2 separate regions of the Homo sapiens genome follow, and region 2 is linked to region 1. A link is an interaction called in ENCODE POLR2A ChIA-PET data of the cell type or tissue named here. Cell type or tissue: Caco-2. All regions are shown on one strand. Links, peaks and the distances in the headings refer to the core of each region. The heading gives the core; the rest is flanking DNA. Region 1 overlaps DGAT2 (diacylglycerol O-acyltransferase 2). Region 2 overlaps UVRAG (UV radiation resistance associated).

The links. ChIA-PET counts read pairs that join two places held together with the same protein. Peaks named below come from ENCODE experiments on the same cell type or tissue, not always from the same donor. Only the 100,000 strongest peaks of a DNase experiment are listed, where the experiment ranks them.
Region 2: POLR2A ChIA-PET joins it to region 1 with 5 read pairs; 3 of 35 experiments call an interaction of 5 or more read pairs at or near these places.

What each region holds. Positions count from the first base shown.
Region 1 is chr11:75,779,987-75,793,161 of GRCh38, forward strand. It overlaps DGAT2 (diacylglycerol O-acyltransferase 2), which reads left to right. Exons shown (of 8, transcript NM_032564.5): 2 at 4,632-4,760; 3 at 10,202-10,309; 4 at 10,675-10,745. Among named protein-coding and RNA genes, the nearest start is that of DGAT2, 18 kb to the left of the region's middle. RefSeq lists an enhancer at 1,426-1,992 and a silencer at 6,458-6,752. In Caco-2, for the core only: no CTCF peak of the experiment used is centred there; a DNase peak (open chromatin) is centred at 6,635.
Region 2 is chr11:75,875,613-75,880,612 of GRCh38, forward strand. UVRAG (UV radiation resistance associated) reads left to right here. Exons shown (of 15, transcript NM_003369.4): 4 at 4,267-4,428. Among named protein-coding and RNA genes, the nearest start is that of UVRAG, 63 kb to the left of the region's middle. In Caco-2, for the core only: no CTCF peak of the experiment used is centred there; a DNase peak (open chromatin) is centred at 2,513.

The DNA.
Region 1 (13,175 bases), core at 3,560-8,559:
CACAGATGAATCAGGTACCAAGTCCTGGCACCCATGCGTCACTGGCAGTGGGATGGCCAAGTAAAGTGACATTGGTGCTGTGGGAGTGTGCAGAGAGAGTGCAGATGTGGTGAGGGGGCAGATAGGAGCAGGGACTTGGCTGGATGCTGAGGCTCCCTGGTGGCCCCACCCAGGAGTCAGGAACAGTCAGACTGGGTGTGAAGGTGGTGGCATGTGGTGGCATCTGATTGCAGCATCGGCATCCCCACCAGCTTCTGCTGGACTCCTCCCAGCCACAGCTGGGGCAGAGGAAGTACTGACAGCCAGGTGGCAAGGACTGGCAGTGTTTTGGGGGTGCCCAACTGAACCCTCACTTCCCATCTGCCTGAGCAACGGTACCAGAACTACTGCAAGATGGTAAGCTCTAGGTCCCAAATACCCTGACAGGAGTCCTCAGGAGGGTGGGTGCCAGAGATCACAGACTTCACCCTCCTTACCCCCATTTCATAGATGGGGAAACTGAAGCCCAGAGAGGTGAGGAGACTTAGCATGGGAGTTGGTGGCAGAGCTGGGTCTAGAAACCCAAGTCCTGCTGCCACTCTACCTGCTGTAGAAGATGCCTGCTCCTGACCCACCCCTCTGAAGGAAAACAGATCATTCATTTCTCCCCTTCCCCTTCCAGCTCCCCACCACTGCCCCCTGCTTTGTTGTGGGGAGCAGAGAGAAGGAACTTGGGGACATGCAACATCGGAGCAGATGCAGGCCTGAAGGTTGGGCCTGAATTGGGTTCAGCTTTGCCAGCATCTGGCTGAGTGACCTTGACCCGGTATCACCATCAAAATAGGGTGTTGGTGCCAAACTCACAGGAGTCCAAGTGCCTGTGCAAGGGCATGGAGGGTCTCCCAAAGCTTTATGGGCCTCTTGTGCATCATACCTTTCACTCAGCCCTGCATGGAGGGAACTCCGGGGGCCTGAAGAGTGGCCAGAGCACCTCCTTGGGGCTGGCCTGACAGGGCACTGGGGATCCAGATATGGATCAGACCCAGGCCTGGCCTTCGGGCAGCTTCCAGTGTGATGGAGAATCAGCTTGTAATCAGCAGTTAGAACAAGGCCAGAGGCTGTGGGAACCCTGAGGAGGATGCTCTTTTGTTTCTCCATTGTGCGGGTCTGACTTTATCTTCAAATAGGTTATTTCTGTGGGTGGCAAGATAGCCCCTGGCAATTCCAGGCCTGCATAGACCTTAGTGTTTATCATCCCAGAGAAGGAAAGGCCTTCTCTTTCCAAAGGCTTCCTGGAAGACTGCTGCCTTATCACCATCTCTGGGTTTTGAAGGATGTATTGCTTTATCTCATTATCAGGGAATCATCAGGTAAGCAAAGCAGGGAAGGGCCTCTGCCTAGAATATTTCTGAGGTGGACTGGGGGCTCCCACTGGCCCGGGGTTCAGCATCCATGGCCAGGCCAGCTCCCAGGCCACGGCCTCCATGGTCAGCCAGGTTGGGATTGCCTGAGAGGGCCTGGGCCTGAGAAAGCAGAGGTGCAGTCCTCCCAGCTTCCCTCTCCAGGAGCCTCCCAACTCTAACGCCCACGGAAGCACTTGCCATTTGGTATTTGGGACTTAGAGCTCACCACCTTGCAGCAGTCCCGGTACAGTTGCCCAGGCAGATGGGAAGTGAGGGTTCACTTGGTAGACTGCATTTCCCACTTGTTGGCAGAGCGAGCTGTGGGCGGTAGTTGGGGCTGGATAAGGCAGGGTGAGAACCGAACCAGCAGTGTGGGAAAAGCCTGAGCCTGCAGACCCACCTTGCTGCGGGACTTGGGAGACTCCCGCAGGCCCTCAATTTCCAGTCTGTATAACGGGGTGAGGGTTGAACAAGATGGCGTGCGTTTCCTGCGCTATGACTTTACCTAATTTTAAGACACCTAATAAGCTTAGCAGAGAGATTTGGATTAGGCACGATGAAGAATTTTTAGGTCTTCTCAGTTGTTTCAGTTGGGGATATGTCATCAGTGAAATTTCTATACTCCTCCTCCAAGCTGCATGGGGGCTGGCCCTGGCGTCAAGGTAGGGAGCTAGATAAGTTGACTCCCAGCATGCCTCTTCCCTACGCACCCCTCAAACCACTGGCTTCAGGGGCCTGTCTGCAACGGGAAGCAAGTCAGCCACGAGAAGGCATGCTTTGCCTTTTTTTCCTGCCAAATAGAAGGTGGTGTTCCCCGGTGCTGTGTCTCACCCCAGCCCCTACCTGAGTGTTTGGACTGAAGCATTTATAGTGGTGTTTCTCAGACTTAATCACCTGGGGATCTTGTTAAAATGCAGATTTTGATTCAGTAAATCCAGTCTGGAGCCCAAAGTCCTGCATTTCTAACCCGCTCCCAGGTGATGCTGATGCTGCTGTTCCCAGACCACGCTTTGAGTAGGAAAGTGCTAGAGTACATTTTGTCTTCTGTCTAGCCAGGGCATCCAGCCTGCCTCAGATGGAACAGGAACTCACCTGCCACTTAACCAGCCTCCGGTGGCCATGGCTCCTGCTTCACTTCATCCAGCATGGCTCAGGAGGCAGAGCCAGCTGCTGGAAGATGACTTGTCCAGCCCCAGCCCTTGGATCAAGGGTTCAAGCCTGTGCTTGGACTTCACTTCCCTCCCTTATATACTCACCCAGTCCTGTCCCACTTGTAGGTGAAGGTGAAAGGTTATGAGACCCTCAAGGATAAGCATGTGATGAACTCATCTGGCCAGGTCCCACTGCTGGGCAGGTTGACCAGGCCCTGAGCATGACCCTCCGACTGTGTCCTGTGTACAGAGCCTTTGCACTCAGAGCTGCTCTGGGGAAAGGGGAGGTCCTCTAAGCAGGGTCAGGAATGCTGGGTTTCAGTCCTGGCTCTGCCGCCTACTGCCTGGGTAGCCCTGGGCTAGTCAGTGCCTGTCTCTGGTCCCCAGTCTCCCTGGCTGTCCAATTAGGCTATACTGGATGACCCCAGAGGGCTCTCAGGCTCTAAGATGGGTTGCTGGGCAAGTCTGGAGGTGGGAAAGTCCTATGAAGGTAGGATTTTTGTAAAGGGGGCGAAGGAGCAATTATGAGGCAGACCTCTGGAATGGCTCTATGGCCCAGCCTCTTTATTTGCTTTTGTGAGTTCACATCCTGCCGCCTCCACCCCAGTTATGCCAGTGGTGTTATTAGATGCTACTGAACACCCAATTTGTGCACTGAGGATGTGGCAGTGAACCCTGCAAGCTTGCCTGGGGTCACATAGTGAGTAGAACCAAAGTCTGAACCTAGGTTTGACTCTTCTGCTAAACTAAGCCCTTTCCCTCTGATGCATCACACCAGGGAAAGGGGCCATCTTGAGGCCTAGCATTTCCTTCCTTCCTCCTAAAAGTCAAAGCAGTTGTTAACTTTCAGCTCATAAGGGTAGATATCTTTCTAAACTCTGCTGTGGCTTTGTTGCTTTGCAGATTTTGAAGAAAAGCAAAGGCTTGAGTGTAGGCCCCTAAATCCGTCTTTCTCCCTGCTCCCAGCTTGTAGGCTCAGTTGAAAGGTCATGAGACCCTCAAGGACAAGATTGTGACTAACTCATCTGTGCTCTGGGTCTTTCACAGAGCAGATGGTATGAAGGAATATTTAATGGGCACACAGTAGGTGCTTGGTGAAGATGTGTTGAGCAAAGGGCATGTAGTGGGGGTTCAGCAAAGAGGGGTTTGAGGTGGCCCACTTCTTCAGCTGCCGGAAGGAATGGGGTATGGGTGAGGAACCTTCACCCATGCTCTTCCCCAGTGCTGTCTCCTGCAGTCACCAGGCTTCCTGTCCCTACTGCCCATCAGCTGCTGGAGTCCAGGGTGTCATCCTAGGGGCACCAAGCCAATTAAGTGGGCACATCTCGTCCTAACTTCCAGGCTTGGCACTTGATTGATAGTGAACATAATTACAGCCCTCAGTGTCCTTCAGGCTGCCTGAAGCTCACTGGCTACTGGGCCCTTTGGGGAAGCAAAGGCTCCCACCTTACTCCTTTCTGGGCCCCACGCTTTGGGCACTGAGATGAGGCTGAACATTTACATCTCTCTGAAAGTGGTAGTGGTGTGGGGAATCAGTGGTGTTGGGGGTGGGGGCAAGAGGGTTCAGCTCCTTGGAGAAGGGGTATTAGTCTGGGACATACAGAAGGCAGAGCAGGGATTGGGGATGCTCAAAGTACACTTGGAGAAAAAAAACCATTGCAAATTGGATGTTGAACCTCTGTCCTTGGCCTCACAGACAGATAGCAAAATTAAATATTTGTACTAGATTCAGATAAGGGACAGGAGTTTGACTGGGGTGGAGGGGATGGGAGAGAACTGGCAATTATGAGAGACTTCCCAAGGCCTAGCCCTTGGACTAGCCTCTTTAGATACTTCATGTGGTCTCCAAAATGACCCCGAGTGCGATACCATTCCCATTGTGTATCTATAGAAACCAGGGCACAGGGGAGCATGCAGACAGCCCAGAGTTACAAAGCCATGAGGTGGAGGGCTAGGATCTGAACCCAGGTCTGTCTGATTCTATAGCTGATGCTCTTCTCATATCTAGAAGGGTACCTGTGGGAGGTGAGGTTTGTACTGGGGACCCCATGACTGGAGAGAAGGGTGACAGTGGACTGACATCTTCCCTCTGCTGTAGGCACTGGATCCAGCATCCTCTCCGCCCTCCAGGACCTCTTCTCTGTCACCTGGCTCAATAGGTCCAAGGTGGAAAAGCAGCTACAGGTCATCTCAGTGCTCCAGTGGGTCCTGTCCTTCCTTGTACTGGGTAAGCTGGGCCTTAGAGGGAGGGCAGGTGGGCAGGCAGTGTCCACTTCCCCAAAAGAGGTAGAGCAGGAGCCCTGCTCTACAGGGGTGAGGGAATAAGAGTAACTCTTACACATGCTGCCCCACAGCACCTTTCCACATCTATCTTTTGGGTCCCAGATCAAGTGCTCTACCCCTCAGCATGCATGAAGATTCAGCAAGATTCAGTGGGAGGTGGTGTGATAGTTCCCATTTACAGATGGGAAACCTCAAGTCTTAGAGAAGATAGGTAACTTGCCCAAGGTCACACAGATTTGAATCCCTGTCTACAGGACCCCCAAAGCCTGTGCCTTTCCCACAATGCCACCCTGCCCACCAACAGACATTTTCCAGCAGGTATGTTACTTTGCCTTAAGGTGGTTTGGTGCCAGGTTTAAGTCCTGAATCTCCTGCAGACAAGCTCTGTGACCTTACACAGGTTATTTGAGCTCTCTGAGTGTTAGTTTCCTCATTTTGAGTGTGAGGAAAGTGCCTGCTTCACATGGCTTTTTTGAGGATTGAAGATAAGAAATGAGAGCACCTGGCACAGGGCCTGGTCATGATGGGCCCCCATTACATGGGAATCATCGGGAGGTGCCCTCAGACCCCACTCCCAGCCCACACCCATCCTCAGCTGAGCACATTCCCCAGGTGCTTCCCGAGGCCTGCTCCCTGCTATCTCTCAGCACAGCCCACATCGGTGCTTTGGTTGCTTTTTCTGCAGGTCTGGCTAGATACCCTCACTCCTTAGGTTGCCATCCAGGCCAGGGGCAGGACAACACGAATGTCTGAGGGGAGGGAAGAAGCCTCTTGTTTTTCCCCAGACCCCTGTGCTCTCAGCATAGCAGGTAGCTTCCTCAGCACGTCAAGGCAGATGAACCTGCTCCAGAGCATCACAGAGTGCATTCCAGTGCCTGTGAGCCAGTCCCTCTGGGCAACCCACTCTTCGGGACTGTATAGGCTGGTAGGGGATCATCAGGACTTACCATGTCAGTGCTGAGCAGCTGTCCTTCAGGCAGGTGCATGGGGCGCTCTGAGACTGAGACCATGTTTGCAGGGCCAAGGGATAGAACTTCACAGGTGAGAAAATGCAAATTCACAAAGGTTCATCAACTACCTGCTACTGTGAAGCTCATTAAATGGCAGAGTTGGGATTTTAGCAGAAACTCAGTGCATTCCCCAGGGAGCCCACATTCCTGGAAGCCCAGAATTAGTGAACTGGGGCTGAAACAGCCAGTCTTCACCTTTAGGCCCAAGAACGGGCTTTGAGTGGGGGGATCCATGAACCCTTAAAATTAGATGCAAGATTATATATGAGTATGTGCACATTTTTCTGGGGAGAAGGGCCATAGCTGTCCTCAAAGTCTTACAGGGACAGGTAGCCTCAAGAAGACAAACACTGGTTGGAAGAACTGAGCAAACTAAACAGTCTCCCTCAGGACTCAGACCCCTAACATGGCTTGCATTTGGCCACTTACTAGAATCCTAGAGTAGTGAGCACAGTGTGACCCCTTCTTGTTAAAAAAGGAAGTGGAGGCCTGGCGAGGATGGAGCCTTACTTGGGGTCACATGAGAAGAAAGTACTGGGACCAGGACAAGAACCCAGGGACTCCAGCCTCCCAGACCCCCTGCCTAGTCTGCTACACCAGCTCTCTTTGTTCCCTGTTGCACCCCAAAGCTACCACTATCCCTGTCTTAATGGGTCTGGGCCTGGCTGGTAGGGAGCTGAGCAGCTTGTAGAACACCAGCTCACGCAGCATGTGATGGGGACTGGCCCCAGGCTATAGGTTAATAATTGATCAGACCCAACCACAGCCCAGAAACCGGCCCAGCATCTTCTCAACACCCTCGCCTGGCCTCACCTCGCCTCGCCTCGCATAGGTGGGAACCTGGCCTCGTTGGACAGGCAGATCTCCTGAGCTACTGCTAATTACTGCCCTCAGCAGCCCCAGCCACTCCTTCCCTCTGCCTCTCAAACCTGCTGGCAGAAGCTCACCTGGCAAGCAAAGACCGTGGTGGCCCTGTTGGTCTCTCCCTGGACCAGAGATTTTTCACCACTTTGTGCCATGGAACCCTCTGTCATTTTGATGAGGCCTATGCCCTTTCTCAGTGTTTTAGAGTATTTAATACAAGGTGCATTGGATTTCAAAGGAAACTACTGATAATAAAATATAAATATCTATACATTAAAAAAGCTGATTAGACATGTAGTAACAGGTGCCTTTTTATTACAGTAAATAAAAAGATCTAGCAGCACATGTAATAATTACTATAGTTCTTAAGTAGTGATGAGAAGAAATGATTTTTTTTAAGATATCTGCAACTGCTACAAAGTTATATGAAAATACCTTTGTTATTTATTTGTGTCATAAGTACTGCTGATAATTCTGTGATTTATTATATTGGTAAGTGAAGGAAATGCCACATTTCCATAAGAGATAAGTGAAAATTTAGATGTCATTTGTTTCCCCATCCAAGTCCATGGATATTGTGTGTCAGGCTGAGTAAGTTCAAACATCATATTTAATTTTCCCAATACCCTGTAAGGAAATTAAGGCTTAGGAATGGGGCTTGGCCAGCAAGTGGCAGGGCCAAGGCTCCAGGTCTGTTTGGTCTCAGAGTCCATGCTCTTCACCAGGCCACACTGCTGCCTTCCCTGCCATTGAGCATCCACAGGCTGCCCTGCACCACAGGCCTCGTGGCTTCAGAATTTTGTATCACAAGTGTCTTTGTAGGCCACCATAATGTGCAGGAAGCAGGTGATGTGTGAAAGTGGTCCTGAGCCTTCCATGTGTGGGGCAAAGCAGGGCCTTCTAAGCTTCTCATGAGCTCAGCAACAGTGGTTTTTACTGCAGCCCCACAACCTAAGAGCATGGAACCAGAGCCTGTTGTTCAGAGGACAAGGATTAGGCTCTGAGAAAGGAAGGTCATTTGGTGGATTTAGTTCATCCTTTTGCTCTTCCTGTGTTTGGTTTCTGGGGCTGGAGAGATTAATCTGACCTGGTTTCTGCTCCCAAGGAGCTCGGGCTGAAGGGCTGTCTGTTAGTGGGAGTCCAATGAGGGAGGCAGATGATGAAAGGGATGGTGAGTGGTTTCAGAGAGGGCTGTGGACACATAGGGGAGGGGAGGGAGCCCCCAGCTGAGAAAGGCCAGGCTAGAATTCAGTCTCTGGATACCCCATCAGGCCTCTTCTTCTCCATCCAGGCTGCCTCAGCAGCAGAGTAAGGACAAGTGGGTAGGGTTACCCCCCTTCCCAGAGAGACCAGCCCTCTAAGCAGTGGGGCCTGGAGCTCAGCCCCCTCTGGTCCTTTTACCCCTCAAGAGAGTTAGAGATTTCTGGAAGCTAGGTTTCCAGGATGCTCAGACCATAGCCTAAACCTCATCGTCCCTATCTGGCCCACCTGGAGCATCCACCTAGAGGATGCCACTAGAGGAGCCTGGATGCCTGTAGAGTCTGGGGGGCTAGAGTCTTCCCTTTTCAGGCCCAAGAAAGGGAATCAGGCAGACTGCTGAACAGTAAGTATGACTTTGTAGGCAGCCTTTAGACATAGCTATTCACCAAGCTACCGTAAGCTTTTCACAGTTTGCTTTTAACAGGCTCTTGTAGGCTGCACATGCTTCCCTAGAAACTTGTCTTCCCTTCTGCGATGTCACACCCCTAAGCTGGTCCTGAAAAATTGGACATCTCGTCACTCTGTATTCACTGTTCCTCCCAACAAGAGAGTTGTACCCTGTTTTTAGCTACCCTGGGGAGAGGCTGGCTCAGGAGTCTAGAACAGGGCTAGATTGGGGGGCAACAAGGGGCTACCATTTCCCTCCCTTTAGGCTCATGGAGAGTCTACATCCAGCCTTATCTTCTCCCATGGGAAACCAAAGGAGGCTCAACATGGTGAGAAGAGAGCATGACATCCAGAGCCAGGCAGCCTACAGCACCTGGGACCACCAGGGAATGGGCACACAGCAAGGGTTGGCCTCCCTTCTTGGGCAGTGGAAAAAGTCCTAGAAGGAGTCCATGCTTCTCCCACCAAACATGAGTACCTGCTGCCCTTGCCCTTGTGCTGAATGCCAAGGACCAAAGAAGATGCCTCCCCACCCAGTGTGGGAAATTCACAGGCAAGAGATGATATGTAGATAGTATGATATTGGGGAACACTTCTTGAAGAGCTGAGGTCTGAGATAGGCCTTAAAGGTTGGGTAAAAAATGGAAAGAGAGAAGCCCTGCTGAGGGCAGCTAGTGGCGAGCCATGAGATAAAGCAGGCATGGCACAAGCTCTCCTTCCTTTCTGTGCCAGGCTAGATTAGTCTCTCTTATGACCTACAGGCCCAGAACATGGTGACCAGTGGAAGCCAGCCCCCAGGCAAGTCTTCCAAGTGTGCTGTTAGGGTTTTTTTTTTTTTACTTTTGAGACAGAGATTCCCTCTGTTGCCCAGGTTGCAGTGTAGTGGCGCGATCATGGCTCACTGCAGCTTCAAACTCCTGGCTTAAGGAGTCTTCCCATCTCAGCCTCCTGAGTAGCTGGGACTACAGGCACATGCCACCTTGCCCAGCTAATTTTTTAAATTTTTTTGTAGAGATGGAGTCTCGCTATGTTGCCCAGGCTGGTCTTGAATTTCTGAGCTCAAGCAGTCCACCACCTCAGCTTCCCAAAGTGCTGGGATTACGGGTGTGAGCCACTGTGCCTGGCTGCTGAAGTTTTTGAAGACAGGGAGGCTGATGGGCTCTGCGCTTTGGCCTGGGACTTCCTGGATTGCCGTTATGTTGGAAGGGAGCCAGCCCTCCTCCTGGGCAAGTGTCCCCTCTCCGGTCCCTCTAGTGATGGTCTGGGACTTTGGTGAATTTCTAAAGCCTAATACAGAGAACGGACTGTAGAGTCAGACCTGTGTTTGAATCCTGGCTCTGCCACTGTCCTGCTGGGTGACCTTGGGCAAGTTATCTCCCCCTTGAGCCTCAGTGTTCTTATCTCTAAAATGGGGCAAAGTCACCCTGCCTTACACTTGAGACAGTGGCTCAGCCCCAGTCTTGAGATGCAGAGGCACTGGGTAGGTGTTCCCTCCCCTTATCCACAGTGTCTGGGCTGGGTGCTGGCATGGGGGCGCACACAAGGAGGGGACAGTAAGAGCAGCTTCACAAGAAGCTGAAGCCTATCTCCTTTGGTGCTCCTGTCCAGATAACATGGAGCCCATGGGCCCCTCGATGCCAGGACAGTCCATCAGAGTCTGGGAGATGAGGCTCCTCTTGTCCCAGGAATCTGCTCCTACCTGGGCTGAACATTCCTGTAGCTATTTCTCAGGGTTTGTGGGCCCCATGCCCATGGCCCTGGGTGTGCCTAGCTTAGTGCCACAGTAAACACTCACTCCATCCACCATGGCCCAGAGGGGAGATGAAGCCCAGTAGGACCTGACCTGTGGCCATCTGCCCCCCAGGAGTGGCCTGCAGTGCCATCCTCATGTACATATTCTGCACTGATTGCTGGCTCATCGCTGTGCTCTACTTCACTTGGCTGGTGTTTGACTGGAACACACCCAAGAAAGGTAAGTGCAAGGCCTCCCTTGCCCCACCTCTCATTCTAGGGATGCTCTTCCCCCTGCACAAGCTGAAGGGCCTCATCCTGAGTGCTGTTTCTTTTAACACCCACTTTGTGAAAAGCACTGGACTAGTCCTTTTGGGGGGAGGTTAAAAGCCCCTCAAAGGGCACTGTTCTGGTCCTGACAAGAGTTCACACTCAGTCGAGGGTTTGCATAACATGAAGGAATGAATGTGGAAAGGGGCCTGATGGGAAGGGGGCATGGTGCATGGGGTGATGGTCACCTGCTTGGGTTTCACACTGGCCCTGTCTTGTCTGCCTTGCCCAAATGTACCCCCACCCCCACCAACTCTGTATTTTATTCCCTGGAAGGTGGCAGGAGGTCACAGTGGGTCCGAAACTGGGCTGTGTGGCGCTACTTTCGAGACTACTTTCCCATCCAGGTAAAGTGCTGTGAGTGTTGTTTTGGGAGGGTGGGAATGGATGGGAAATCTGAACTCAGGCCTTAACCCACCCACAGGGAAGCAAGTTTAGACCAAGTTGGTCTCTTCATTTCCTTTCTACTGTGTCACTGGCTGTGCTGGGGACCCCACTGCTCTTCTGAGTATCCATCTTCTTTGGGCCAGCCCTGAGGTCCTGACAGGGAAATGGTGGCTCAGTTTGGCTTTCAGTCTCAGCTCTGTCTGGCCCCTGCCTGGTCTGCAAGCTGGGCTGGTGAGGCACAGCCATCTGGCCCTGATGCATGTGGGCAATCCTGGTGAATTGAGGATAACTCTGGCAGGATCCTGAAGGTTTTCCCCACAGGGGAAAGACCTGTCTGGCCAGCTCACTCCACACCCCAGCTCCAGCACACCCTAGCTGCTGAGTACCCTGCAGAAGGTAGGGGTGCTGAAGAGTGGAGGCAGCACGTGAATGTGAAAGAGTTCTGTGCAGGGTGCAGGGTGGTGTATATTTGCTGTTGTGAGTCAGTGACTGAGATCCTGGTGTGTTGCCTGGGGGCAGTGGCTGGGTAACCCTGCATCCTTCACTGCATTCGGTATTTTGGGGGTGGCAGGGCCAGCTCCTTCTGCTCATCCTTAGCCTAAGCCCAGTCTTCCCGGGACCTTCCTGCTCCTCAGGGTCAGCGTTCCTTCTCCTTTTCCTGACCCCATCTCTCTAACTGCAGAAAATTTGAAGCTGTTTTTGTTGGGAGAAAGTTGCATCATAGGACCCAACCCTCTAATTTTGGAGGTAAAGAAACTGAGCCTCAGAGATGGGCAGGACTTGTCCAGGCTGCATAGTCTAGTATGATGGCAACATTGCAACCACCATCCAGGCTTATTGAATTCAGGGCCCAGGTTCTTTTCCACTGATTTCCTACTGCCTGTTTCTCTGGGAGAGATTCAATCCCTGGATTTCCCCATTGGATTGATTCCAGCTTCCTGGGTCTCCCTCTCCCCCGTTGCTGCTGGAGATCTCAGTTTAAGTTCCTGCCCTGTCACTCCATTTATTAACCTGCCACCATTGCTCCCTGTCCAGTGCAGGGCTGTGCTGGGCATGGGGACACAAGTCAGCCCTGCCCTTGGGGTGTCTATTGCATCCTGATAGACTTTGTCACTTTCTGCCATGGGGCCATGGGCAGACTTTCTCAAGCCTGCTGAGCCTCATCTGCAAAATGGAGCTGTCTGTATGATGAAAAGTAATCAGTTCTGATTGGGTGGGAGTGATGATAGACTGTTCTTTCTGCTTTCTCTCTCACCTCAGGGGCCAGGCTCCAGTGTTCTCTGTTGCCACTGTGGCCTGGTCCTCTGGAAGTCTCCAGGAGGCCAGTAGCCCCATCCACTTAGAACAGGATGACCTGATGATTGTTGGTCAGACCTGGGACAGGCAGGTGTCCTTTGCTATCTGATCTCCACCCTTCCAAAAGAACCAAACAAACCCCTGTGTCCTTCTCACATCTCTGTTCCAAGAAGTCAGCTGGGAGTTGGAGCCTTAGGGCACATACAACCTGGCCCTGTGAGGGCTCCCTGGGGCACTAGGACAAAAGCCAAACTGGGCCCGAGGCAGGCTGGGGTGTTGAGCCTCAACCCGGGGCTTAGGCTGATCAACCCGGGGCTTAGGCTGAGCCTGCCTCTCTCCCTCTGGGCCTCAATCTCCCCTTCACTTGGCCTTGGTGATCTGACATCAGGTCTGACACTCTATGGGGGTGTGTGTGACCCTCCTGTCCCACCCCCTTTTCCTGGCCTCTTGCCAGTAATCATGTAATGAAGATCTGCCGCTGTACCCACCCGCCCACCTACTCCCTTCCTGGTGGGACTCTGGTCTTTGCTGCCAGAACAGCTCATCTGGCCCAGAGTGTATCCCTTCTGTTGGCACAGGTGGGGTTCTTGTGTTAGCAACAGCCACCGAGACCACCAGCCACCTGGAAGAGGAGCAGACAGTGCCCCACATCACCTCTCCCCAAAGTGTAGGCAGAATCCTTGGAGAGGAGACTAGGAAACACTCTCTCTAAGCTTAGAATCACCTGTCCATCTGCCTCATTTCACTGATAGGCTTACTGAGGCACAGAGAGGAGGGACTATCCCAAGGTCACAAAGCTTAAGTAGTAGCAGGACTAGTGTAGGAACCAGGGCTGTCTGCTTTGGGGCCCATGGTCTTACTCCTGTGTTACTTTCACCATCACCATGCCGTGCTGTGTAAACTTAAGCAAGCCTTTGCTCTTCTGTGGGTCTGAATTTTTTCCTCTATGCACTGCTGTGGTGGGACAAGCCTATCTGAGCACCTTGCCTCTCCTGGGAGGGAGGGTATAAAGAGTGACTTGATAGGAATGTGTCCCAGACTGACATTAGCGAGCAGGCCGGGCCTGGGCATCGTGTTGGGCTGGGACTTTGCCA
Region 2 (5,000 bases), core at 1-5,000, 92 kb after region 1:
AAACCTTTTTTTTTTTTTTCATATTGGTCTTTTTATCTCTGCTGCATTCTGTGTAATTTCTTCTTCCAAGGAAGGTTCTCCTCTCATCTGTCATGGCAACTTTCCCTACAGACATCTGTGTGTAGGGATTTGGTGGATTTAGTTTAGTTTCACTTATGCTGTTTAGGGGTATAGCCCTTTTGTGGTCCTCAGTGTGGAGAGGGACATTTTTTAGTCATGGATGGGACCTGGGCCTGGCTCTTGAATTATGTCCTTGCTTCCTTTAAGAATGCCAAAACTGGCCACGTGCAGTGGCTTACCCCTGTAATCCTAGCACTTTGGGACGCTGAGGTGGGAGCATTGCTTGAGCCCATGACTTAGAGACCAGTGTGGGCAACATGGTGAGACCCTGTCTCTACCCCAAAAAGAAAAAAAGAAAAAGAATGTGAAAACCAAAGCCCCGGCTTTGTATAGATCCGTCATGGCTTCACGACAAAGACCTCTAGATCTCCACTTACCTCTCTGGGTTCTTTCTTCCTTGGTTTGGAAATTCTTTGATGTTAATGGTGATTATTATTATTATTTAAAAAATATTTTACCTGACATTTTAGTTGTTTTCAGTGAGAGGATTGTCTCATCAGTCATTATCAGAAATGGATGGCTCCCTTCCATTCACCCATTCACCCTTGGGCCATATAGTCTTTTATATTTACCCACATGTTTACAATTGCCAGTGCTCTCCATTCTTTTGCCTAGATCCAAGTCTATATCCAGTGTTGTTTCCCTTTAGCCTGAAGAACTTTGTAAGCATTTCTTGTAGTGTGGATCAGCATAGTTACTCCCAGACCTTATTGTTGTCTTCACATTTAATTGAAACTCTGCCCCTATTTAGCAGGGCTGCTAAAACAGTTATAGTGAGATACAGACTGGAGGTCATTTAAGAGTGGAATTCTGTTGATCTTAGACTGAAATTCTTGCATGGCTAGCATTTAGTTTTTATACAATCCAGTATAAAACTGACTGCATAAATGTGTGTGCTAGGTTATCATCATGTTATTTGTGGTAGTATTTCAGTGTCCTCTCCCACCTTACACTTTGGTCAGGAAAAAAAAAAAAACTGCCACAAAGCCAAGAACAGTTAGTTACCCTTATCTGAAGACCCTTTGATTTACTGATTTACATAATATGAAAATTGGTAATAGGTTGATTTTGTTTACATTCAGCAGTGAAAGCCCTTATGTTTTTTTTTTATTTTTTATTTTTTATTTTTATTTTTATTGATCATTCTTGGGTGTTTCTCACAGAGGGGGATTTGGCAGGGTCATGGGACAATAGTGGAGGGAAGGTCAGCAGATAAACAAGTGAACAAAGGTCTCTGGTTTTCCTAGGCAGAGGACCCTGCGGCCTTCCGCAGTGTTTGTGTCCCTGGGTACTTGAGATTAGGGAGTGGTGATGACTCTTAACGAGCATGCTGCCTTCAAGCATCTGTTTAACAAAGCACATCTTGCACCGCCCTTAATCCATTTAACCCTGAGTGGACACAGCACATGTTTCAGAGAGCACAGGGTTGGGGGGTAAGGTCACAGATCAACAGGATCCCAAGACAGAAGAATTTTTCTTAGTACAGAACAAAATCAAAAGTCTCCCATGTCTACTTCTTTCCACACAGACACGGCAACCATCTGATTTCTCAATCTTTTCCCCACCTTTCCCCGCTTTCTATTCCACAAAACCGCCATTGTCATCATGGCCCGTTCTCAATGAGCTGTTGGGCACACCTCCCAGACGGGGTGGTGGCTGGGCAGAGGGGCTCCTCACTTCCCAGTAGGGGCGGCCGGGCAGAGGTGCCCCTCACCTCCCGGACGGGGGGTGACCCCCCCACCTCCCTCCCGGACGGGGCGGCTGGCTGGGCGGGGGGTGACCCCCCCCACCTCCCTCCCGGACGGGGTGGCTGGCCGGGCGGGGGGCTGACCCCCCCCACCTCCCTCCCGTACGGGTCGGCTGGCCGGGCGGGGGGCTGACCCCCCCACCTCCCTCCCGGACGGAGCGGCTGGCCAGGCAGAGGGGCTCCTCACTTCCCAGTAGGGGCGGCTGGGCAGAGGCGCCCCTCACCTCCTGGACGGGGCGGCTGGCCGGGCGGGGGGCTGACCCCCCCACTTCCCTCCCGGACGGAGCGGCTGGCCAGGCAGAGGGGCTCCTCACTTCCCAGTAGGGGCGGCTGGGCAGAGGCGCCCCTCACCTCCCGGACGGGGCGGCTGGCCGGGCGGGGGGCTGACCCCCCCACCTCCCTCCCGGACGGGGCGGCTGGCCTGGCGGGGGGCTGACCCCCCCACCTCCCTCCTGGACGGGGCGGCTGGCCTGGTGGGGGCTGACCCCCACCTCCCTCCCAGACGGGGCGGCTGCCGGGCGGAGACGCTCCTCACTTCCCAGACGGGGTGGCTGCCGGGCGGAGGGGCTCCTCACTTCTCCAGACGGGGCGGCTGCCGGGCGGAGGGGCTCCTCACTTCTCAGATGGGGCGGTTGCCGGGCGGAGGGTCTCCTCCCTTCTCAGATGGGGCGGCTGGGCAGAGACGCTCCTCACCTCCCAGACGGGGTCACGGCCGGGCAGAGGCGCTCCTTACATCCCAGACGGGGCGGCGGGGCAAAGGTGCTCCCCACATCTCAGACGATGGGCGGCCGGGCAGAGACGCTCCTCACTTCGTAGATGGGATGGTGGCCGGGAAGAGGCGCTCCTCACTTCCTAGATGGGATGGCGGCCGGGCAGAGACGCTCCTCACTTTCCAGACTGGGCAGCCAGGCAGAGGGGCTCCTCACATCCCAGACGATGGGCGGCCAGGCAGAGACGCTCCTCACTTCCTAGACGGGGTGGCGGCCGGGCAGAGGCTGCACTCTGGGCACTTTGGGAGGCCAAGGCTGGCGGCTGGGAGGTGGAGGTTGTAGCGAGCCGAGATCACGCCACTGCACTCCAGCCTGGGCACCATTGAGCACTGAGTGAACCAGACACCGTCTGCAATCCCGGCACCTCCGGAGGCCGAGGCTGGCGGATCACTCGCGGTTAGGAGCTGGAGACCAGCCCGGCTAACACAGGGAAACCCAGTCTCCACCAAAAAAATATGAAAACCAGTCAGGCGTGGCGGCGCGCGCCTGCAATCGCAGGCACTCGGCAGGCTGAGGCAGGAGAATCAGGCAGGGAGGTTGCAGTGAGCCGAGATGGCAGCAGTACAGTCCAGCTTCAGCTCGGCATCAGAGGGAGACCATGGAAAGAGAGAGAGAGAGAGACCGTGGGGAGACGGGACAGGGACAGGGACAGGGAGGGGGAGGGGGAGGGAGAGGGAGAGGGAGAGGGAGACCCCCTTATGTTTAATGTAGGGGAAATAAGCAAAAGTAGTTGATGTATTACATTGTAGTTCATTCCTTTGATGTTATGAAAGCTCCTTAACATTTTCACTTTTCAGAGAGGGTTTCGACTCCCTGGACGGTTCTCTTAATGAGAAATAATGTTCTTTCAGAGCATAAAGCTGACCTTGTTATTTTCAACTTGAAAACATTTCAATGGCCCCACTGTTGTACAGAGTAAAGTATTCCCTCCTAGCAAAAGGCATAAAAGATCCTTCAGTTCAGTTCCTTGTGTGTCTGTCCAGCTTTGTGTCCTGCCACTTTTGTATTGTGTGCTCCAGCAGTAGTCCTGAGTGCCCTGACCACACCTTGGCATTTTACACCTCTGAGCCCTTTTCATATTGTGTTCCTCTTTGCCTGAAATTACTTATTTTAATCTGGTGAAAGCCCACTTATCTGTTAAAAGCCAGGTTTCACAGCCTTTGTGATGTCTTCCCCTGTTCATCAGTTTATTTTTCCTTTCTCTTCTGCTGTGTAGCCTTATGCATAATTCTGTTATTGAACTTTGCACAAAACAGTGTAATTATTTAAATGGAGGTTTGAATCCAACAGTAAGTTGGAGCCTCTTTGAGGGCATTGTTTATGTGTTGGCTGTTAATAATCACGTATTAAGTGTCGAATAAATGAATGAATTACCGTATGAAACCATGTAAGTGAGTGATAGGAATATACGCTTCTTCTAATGACTATAATAAGTAAGCAGAGAAATTCAAAAGTACCATTATCACCCCTTTTGTGTTAATTGTAATGTCTTCTTGGCTTACTTAAGTTTGCAATTTAATGTATTTATGAGGTCTTTTGGTTTTGAAAAACAAAATGATTTGTCACCTAATTGAAATAATCGTAAACAAATAGAGTTGTCCTAAAGCGTGTTTTCATTTTCATGAGCAGAATCCCACGTGGCGAAGTCTCGATTTTGGAATTATGCCAGACCGTCTTGATACATCTGTGTCTTGTTTCGTGGTGAAGATATGGGGTGGAAAGGAGAACATCTACCAGCTGTTGATTGAATGGAAAGTCTGTTTGGATGGGCTGAAATACTTGGGTCAGCAGGTAATTTTTAGACTGTAGTTTCAAGTAGTTGTCATCTCCAAATTAACGTGTCTAACCTTTCTGTTGATTCTTCTGATTCTGCGTTTCCTATTATAAAGAGAGACTTTTATGACTGTTTACTTATATCACTAAGAGAGACCTTGATGATCATTTACATATGTTATTATTTACTTATATTACTTACATTGTTATGTTTGAATCATTGCCTAGTTTAACAAACACCTTTGTCTGAAGAAATTTATGAAGATGGATTTGTGTGTGTGTTTAGGAAAGAATGTGCTTTCTCATAGCATTTTGCTTTTTCTGTCTTACTGGATGTCCTCACCTAGAATCTGAAAATTAAGTTGAAATAAGGAATATCACGTTAAATACCTCTCTTTTGACCAGTAGCGTTATTCCAGGAATAAGAAGAGCTACTATTTATTGAGCACAGGATGACACCTGCTTGGATTATTTGCTGCCACTGGTTCTCCATCTCTGCTGTACCCATGACTGATGTAGCTAGTAGATTACAGTTCTCTTTTTTTTTGAGACGAAGTTTCACTCTTGTTGCCCAGACTGGAGTGCAATGG